Regions from separate parts of the Mus musculus genome. Here all the other regions are linked to region 1. Evidence: chromatin loops called from intact Hi-C (ENCODE). Cell type or tissue: heart. All regions are shown on one strand.

Region 1 (2,500 bases):
TGCTGGGAGAACCTGGAGGCCAGGTCTGCTTTGCTATGTTAACTATGCAACCGAGCTGTTTGTAGTCTGAATCTCAATAACACAAACACACACACAGTGTGTGTGTGTGTGTGTGTGTGTGTGTGTGTGTGTGTATGTGTGTGTAGAGGTAGCTCATTGGTTAAGAGCACTTCTGGACTGCTCTTCCAGAGGTCTTGAGTTCGATTCCCAGCAACCACATGGTGGCTCACAGCCATCTGTAATGGATGCCCTGTTCTGGTGTGTCTGAAGAGCTACAGTGTAATCATACATAAAATAAATAAAACTTAAAAAAAATACACCACATACACACCACACACAAACACACATACATACTACATAAACACACACAGAATAAGGAATTGAATGTTGCTCAATGGTTAATTGTATGGTTGTAATGGTTGTTAGTATTTACAATAGCCCAGACTCATTTGCCAGAACATTCAAAACAGAAACAAATGAACCAAATTAGGGTATGGACTTTTATATGTGATATTTATAGACATATAAAAATGTATGTCTCATTTAGCTATGTAGAACTGAAGATGTAACACCTGTGAGTTACATTTCCACTGTTCTACTGGAATGCCACACACACAGAGTCTCCCACAGGTTCCTAGCTCCTAGTCCTTCAAGGGAAATAAACAGAATTAGCTGTTGGGAGGGTTGCTGCCCTGAAGGCTGACAAGTTCACTGTCAGGAAAGTGAGGACCAGTAACTAACCTCTTATGTGATGCGGCAAAGAAGACAGAGATGCCCAACACATGGTACTAGAAATCCCTTTGGGGCTGAGTGTGGTGGTGTGTATTTATAACTGTAGCACTTGGCAGATAAGAGGATCGTTACAAACTAGAAGCTAGCCTGGCTTACAGAGCAAGACTGCCTCAACTCAAAAATAAAATAAGTTGCTGGGGCTTCCAGGTATGGTGACCCACACCTGCTACCCTAGTTCTTGGGGAGTTCAAAATCACAAATCCTTGGCTCCAAATCCTGGTTCCACACCAACCTGGGATACATGAGACCCTGTCTCCAAAACGGAAAGGATAAATCAGCCTTGAGGGTTGGCGAACTTTATCTCTTTGGTTCAGTAAAAAAGGCAAATTAATGAAATCCGAATTTGGATTGAAACTCTCTGGAAAGGGAAATGGTTTGTTATCTGGAGCCGGAAAGGACTTCAGTAGCTGGCAAGAAGTGGAATCAGAGTGGCCTATCTCTGAAGGACTGGCAATGTCACCCTGGGGAGAACTTGCAGGGGTGTCAGATAGTGACACCTTGTGGTGGCCAAGAGTAATGACAGAAACAGTCCAGTGCTTGGGGGATTGGACTTTCCTTCTGGAGTGTGAAAGACCGCAGGTCTATAGGGAATTACTTGTGCTCTAGGACCCAGGGAATCCTGAAGCAGGCTCAGTGTTAGTGAAGCTAGTTGATAATCAGTCTGATTGTTAAGCTGAACATGATGGCTCAGATCCGTGATCGCAGCTTTAGGGATGCTGGACAGGAGGGATGTAGAAATTTGAAGTTGCCCAGGGCATTGGTGAGTTCGAGGTCAAGTTAGGCTACAAAGTAAAATTCTGTCTCAAAAATCCCAAACAAAAAACTCAATTCCATCCTTCTCCGAACCTAAACAAGGCAAAGCAAAAACCAGCAACAGGGGCTGGAGATGTCTCAGCGGTTAAGAGCACTGACTGCTCTTCTGAAGGTCCTGAGTTCAAATGCCGACAACCAAATGGTGGTTCACAACCATCTGTAATGAGATCTGATGACCTCTTCTGGCATGTCTGAAGACAGCTATAGTGAACTTACATATAATAAATAAATAAAATCTTTAAAGAAAAAAGAAAAAAAAAGAAAAAAAAAACCCAAACCTCATGATTCCCAGTCTCTCTCACTGCTTTGGCTTGTTTGAGACGGGGTTTCTCTGTGTAGCCCTGGCTGTCCTGGAACTCGCTCTGTAGACCAGGCTGGCCTTGAACTCACAGAGATCTGTCTGCCTCTGCCTCTGCCTCCTGAGTTAAAGGTTTCCCAGCTGGGACCACCTGGCTTCACTTGTGACTTTTTACATGGGTGCTAGGCATGAAATTCAGCTCAGCAAGCCCTTTGCCCGCTGTGCCACCTCCCCATCTGTACCGTTAACATTTTCTTGTGGCTAGAACAGGAAAAATGTATTCAGCATCCCTAAGACTACGTATTTGATGTTTCTCTCCTGTGTTGTTCTCACAAGGCTTGTCCCATACATGCACACTGTATTTTACCTGTTCTTTTACCCACATGGAGACCTTCTATGTTAGTATAGAGCGGTTGCCTCCTTTTCTCCTCCTCCTCTTCCTTTATCTTCTCTATCTTCTCTTTCTTATTCTTCTTTGGACTAGCAACTGAATTTAAGACCTTGAGGTGTGCTCTACCATTAAACTATACTCCTAGCTCTGCCAAAGGGGGTGGAGGAAATGGCTCAGTGGGCAAAGACCCTGGTCCCAAGCCCGGG
Region 2 (2,500 bases), 240 kb before region 1:
CAGGTCCAATGGGATCCTGAGGGGGAAGGGGGAGGGACGTGGAGACCAATGGGATCCCGAGGGGGGGAAACCGGAGGGGGGGTGCGGGGGTAGTTAAGCACAGAGACCAAACAGCCAACTGCATCTGGCCATCACTAGGGGTGGATGGAGGACTTTCTCACAAGACAGCTCTCTACAGAAAGAGGCTAAGCTAAGCTCCGCAGTGGGTGAGGTTTACAAAGGGGTCGTGGAGGGAGGCCAGTGACTAGGATTTCAGACGCTAACATTCAAAGCTCAGAGAAATCAGTAGTAAACAGATGACTCATTGCTGCTTGGGTCAAAGGCCTTTGATTTTAGGAATGATCATCTGGCATGATAGCAGTTCTCGACAGGAGCTGGAGATGGCTCCAAAGCAGAGACATCTGCCCTTTCATGCCCAAATCTCCGGGCTTCTGACCATGTAAGGTGAGCAGCTTAACAATTTCCATTCGAGAATCAGCAAATCCACAGAAAAGCTTGGAAACCCCAGGGGCACTGCACTAATCGCCCACAGATCACGGTGACCCGTGGGGGACAGATCTCCCCACTGTCTTTCCAGTGTCTGTGTCCAGACAAATCCTCTCTTCCTTTTCCCCAGTTCTGGTTTCCACCTCTGCGGGGCAGGCTGCCAGGACTGACAAGCACAACCCAGGACGGCTCACCCACCTCCTTGCTCTCCCACAGGTGTTTAGGCAGTGGCTTCGGGACATTTAACAGATTCTCTTCTTTCAGCGGACCCGGGAAGGCGGCTACTAAAAGGGAGAAGAAGCATATTCATTGAATTAGAGAAGAGGGCGGCCAACCTGGGCCAAATCAATTAGCTTGTTTAAAACTGCTGGGGGTGGGGGCGGGGGCAGGGCGGGGGCAGGGCGGGGAGTGGGAGGGGGTGGCGGCAAACCTTTAATCCCATACCAGGGAGGCAGGGACAGAGGCAGATGGATCTCTGTGAATTTGAGGCCAGCCTACTCTACATAGGAAGTTCCAGGACAGCTAGAGCTACATAAAGAGACCCTGTCTCAAAAGAAAAGAAAAGAGGGGAGGGGAGGGGAGGGGAGGGGAGGGGAGGGGAGGGGAGGGGAGGGGAGGGGAGGGGAGGGGAGGGGAGGGGAGGAGAGGGGATGAGAGGGGAGGGGAGGGGAGGGGACGGGAGGAGAGGGGAGGGGAGGAGAGGAGAGGAGAGGGGAGGAGAGGAGAGGAGAGGGGAGGAGAGGAGAGGAGAGGGGAGGAGAGGAGAGAAAAGAAGAGAAAAGAAAAAATTTAAATGTCTCTTAGTTAGCATTTAGGGTTGGCTGTCAAGGAACCTGCCACGTAGCTCAGGCTGGCCTCAGGCTCTCAGCTGTCCTCTCAAGTGGTGGGATTATAAGCATGTGCCACACTGACTAGTGAACATGATTTCCTTAGCAAACACTATTTTTTAACATACTTTTTTCTTTAATTATTGTATTATTTTGTGTGTATGGGCGATTTGCCTATGTGTGTCTGTATACTATATGAACACTAGTGCCTGTGGAGACCAGAAGAGGGCATCAGATCTCCTGGAACTAGTCATAGATAGTTGTGAGCCACCATGTGCATGCTAGGAATTGAACCGGGTCCTTTGGAAGAGCAGCCGGTGCTCTTACCCACTGAGCCATCTTTCCAGCCCTTTGTGTGTCAGTGTAGAGGCTGAAGGAATGGTTAAGAAATGGATTCAAATGTGAGGACAGTATCAACAGCCAGGGGACAAAGGCAGCACATCTATGGCTCGTATTAGCATTGAAGGAAGCCCAGAAGAGACAAACATCCTTGCTTCGGAGCAGACAAGCATCGAGGCTTCGGAGTTGAGTGCCCTGGGATCCCTTTAGACTCAGCAAAGGACAGTCAAGCACAAGAGTGAGGGATAAATAAAAGAAGAAACGGTGGCAAGCACCAGCCAGGATGCTCTTGTTATCTGACTATGGGTTAGGTAAACAGTAGGAAATAATGTACAAGTCTGAGACCTGGCCAGGGCCCTGCAGGTGTGGGGAAGGGGGTGTGGTGAAGTACACACTAATCAAGAAAAGACTACATAAAGAAGGTAACAAATGGAGATGAGGTGGCCTGGGCAGATGGCCCAGTGGATAGAGCACTTGCCCTGTAAGAGTGAGGAACAGAGTTTGATTCCCAGGACCCATGGAAAAGCCAGGTAGGCATGGCAGGTGCCTGCAATCCCAGAGCAACAGGGGCAGGGACAGGGGTTCCCCGGAGCAAGCTAGCTACCCTCGTTTAGACAGGCAAGTGGTGGATTCAGCAGGACTTCCTACCTCAATAAATAAAGTGGAGCGTAATCCGGGAGAATACCCAACTTTGGGCTTCCACATAAATGGTGCAGTGTAGGTGCCCCTCCCCCATGTCCACACACATCCGCATACGTCTCATGGCTCTACAGCAAGGGACTGTTCCCTGACTGCTTTAATGCTCTGAGCCATACCAACGACAGCAAGAAGGCTGAGCCACAAGTCAA
Region 3 (2,500 bases), 120 kb before region 1:
CAAAGAGCATACAGCAACATGCACACATGCACACATATACCTCAAGACCTAAAATTCCAAATAAACTGGGGGATGTGTGAAGGGGGGAAGAGAACTGAAAACTAGCACCAGAGATGAAAAAAGGGACAGATTTAGAACATATAAATAGCACTGTAAGGTATGTGATCCAACGCTCCAGGACGCCTTCAGTTCATATGTTACGGCAGCAGCCCAGGCTGATGTCGACCACCTCTGTGGGGTTTGTAGGTGGGTTTTTTGGAAGCCATGTAGCACAGGGAAAGTAAGTCCTTAGATGAGCTACTGTCTGTTTAACCCCCACGGCCCACATGCCACAGACTGCAAAGGCCACGTTCATGCCTATGAAATGAGATTCACTCAGCACACATGTCTTCCACAGGGGAACGCAAGGACAATCATGGAATCTCCCCTAGAGTTCCAGAAAAAAAATAAAATGAATTCACCTGGACAGAAAGTCTAGAATCGAGGCCTCACTGTAGGAAAGCACAGAACTAGGAGAGAGAAGAGAGAAGCGTTCAGATTTAAAAGGTAAAAACACAAGTAGGAGGGAGTATAGCCAAGTAAGAAGAGTTAGCAGGGAATCCGCAGCAGAGCACTGCGCTCGCTGCTATTCACCTGGCCACCAGCAGAGGGAGCAATGCTCCAGAGAAAAGAGGGCTCAGGAAAACTTCCCACTACCTATACTTAGTGTACACAGTGCCTTTAAAGATGAAGATGAACAGAAACTATCTGCTTAGAAGGCACCGTCTTCTAGTTACAGCTGCTCGTGAGGCTCACAGTGGAGGACACTCAGGCACTTCCTGCTGGTCTGTGGTCACTGGGCATCTGACAGCAGAGGGCAGGCACCCGGTAGCTCTCAGAGTCTTACCTTCAGCAGCTCGTCCTCACCAGCGTCAGGGAACTTCTCGTGCAGGGAATCCTTCAGGACTTTGGCAATGAAGCGCATCCCATAACTGTGGGATGGACAAAATGGAGTGAGGTCAGGCCACAGAGTATGCCACCAGCCAGGCTTTATTTGGAGTCACAACTGATGGCACTCACGGGATTTTGTCCACAGAGCTGACGATGGCTGAGAGGAACTTGTCTGTCACGGCCCTCATGTTCCTGATGGAGTTGTCTAACCTCGTCTTCACTTCTTCATGAGACAAGGCTTGTTCAGGAGTCACATCATAGGGCAGTTTGCTGAGAAAACAGAAATGACCCCCAGCAATGTTAGATCGACCCCCAGGAATAGTTCGAGGCAGGAGCTTGTCTTGTTTATAAATAGAAGGATCCAGGAAGCTTAGCTAACTTAGGCTCCTCTGCACAAGCTGTGATCTGGATGTCTTGTATCATGTGTCACACCCTGATAAGCACTTAGCAACAAAATGTAGGGGAGCCATCATACCTTCTCCTGAGTCTCTCACAGCAGCAGAGGCTATGAGCAGGTAGGTAATCATCAACATACTATATGGGCTAGAGGTTAGCTCAGTGATATAGCACTTGCCTGGCATACCCATGACCCCAGGTTAACCCCTAGCAATGCTTATAAACAGTGAGCTGATCAGAACTGCTGCAGGTCAGAGAAAGAGCCTCTTCTCAGCCCGGAGAAAGGAAGGAAGGCGCCCGACCCCAAGGACAAGAGAGCAGAGGAGAAGGGTCTTCTGGGGGTACGTGCAGTGTTACATACAAAGGAGGAACAGAAGGAAGAGAAAAGGGAGTGAAAAAGCTAACACGGATCAGGCCCTGGAGGATCCTATATGCACTAAGTCTGGACTTGCTCAGAAGCCGCAAGTAGCCACTGAAAGGTAAAAGTTCTGGGGCACGGAGATGCCTCACAGGTAAAGGTGTTGCTATGGAGCCTGGAGACCCGAGTTTCATGCCCAGAACCCACAGAAACGTAGACAGAGAACCAACTTCACAAAGTTATCCTCTGACCTCCATGGGCTCACTTACTCCCCACCCCCCACCCCAACACAGTCATACACACACACACAAAGACATACAGACATACACTGAGAAAGACCACTCAGGCTCATCGTAAAAAATAAATTAAAGATGGACAGACAGACACAGATGAGAGACGTGGGAAAGCAGCGTCCCAGCTTGACCCAGAAACGATGAGTATGAACAGAGACGAGGGTGCAGCCATGCAGACCAGGCACACCCACAGGCACTGGAGACACAGCATAGCCAATGACGTGGCACCTTTGGATGTCAGGGGAGACAGCCAGACGCAGAACTGAAGCACTGGGCTTCAGACGAGGCTGGGGTATGGGCCAGTGGACAGACTGTCGGTCTAGCACACACTGAGCCCTGGGTTTAATCCCAACAGCACATAAATCAGGCTCTACAGTTCATGCCTGGGAGGTGGGGGTGAAGGGATCGGGAGTTCAAAGTCAGCTTCAGCTACATAGGGTATTTAAGGCCAGCCTAGGATAAAGACTTGTCTAAAAGGAAAGGAGAAAGAGAGACAGACAGACAGACAGACAGACAGACAGAC

Evidence for each region. Peaks named below come from ENCODE experiments on the same cell type or tissue, not always from the same donor. Only the 100,000 strongest peaks of a DNase experiment are listed, where the experiment ranks them.
Region 2: it touches region 1 in a loop (2.3-fold over the local background); 4 of 42 quality-filtered maps call a loop at or near these places.
Region 3: it touches region 1 in a loop (5-fold over the local background); 40 of 42 quality-filtered maps call a loop at or near these places.

What each region holds. Positions count from the first base shown.
Region 1 is chr7:80,848,641-80,851,140 of GRCm38, forward strand. No RefSeq gene overlaps it. Among named protein-coding and RNA genes, the nearest start is that of Zscan2, 11 kb to the right of the region's middle. In heart, a CTCF peak has its summit at 1,291 (motif pointing left); a DNase peak (open chromatin) is centred at 1,261; H3K27ac peaks cover 691 bases.
Region 2 is chr7:80,605,064-80,607,563 of GRCm38, forward strand. It overlaps Crtc3 (CREB regulated transcription coactivator 3), which reads right to left. Exons shown (of 15, transcript NM_173863.2): 8 at 685-770. Among named protein-coding and RNA genes, the nearest start is that of Gm15880, 30 kb to the right of the region's middle. In heart, a CTCF peak has its summit at 1,538 (motif pointing right); DNase peaks (open chromatin) are centred at 38 and 668; H3K27ac peaks cover 221 bases; H3K27me3 peaks cover 334 bases.
Region 3 is chr7:80,729,183-80,731,682 of GRCm38, forward strand. It overlaps Iqgap1 (IQ motif containing GTPase activating protein 1), which reads right to left. Exons shown (of 38, transcript NM_016721.2): 27 at 1,060-1,200; 28 at 887-971. Among named protein-coding and RNA genes, the nearest start is that of Crtc3, 42 kb to the left of the region's middle. In heart, no CTCF peak of the experiment used is centred here; no DNase peak of the experiment used is centred here; H3K27ac peaks cover 425 bases.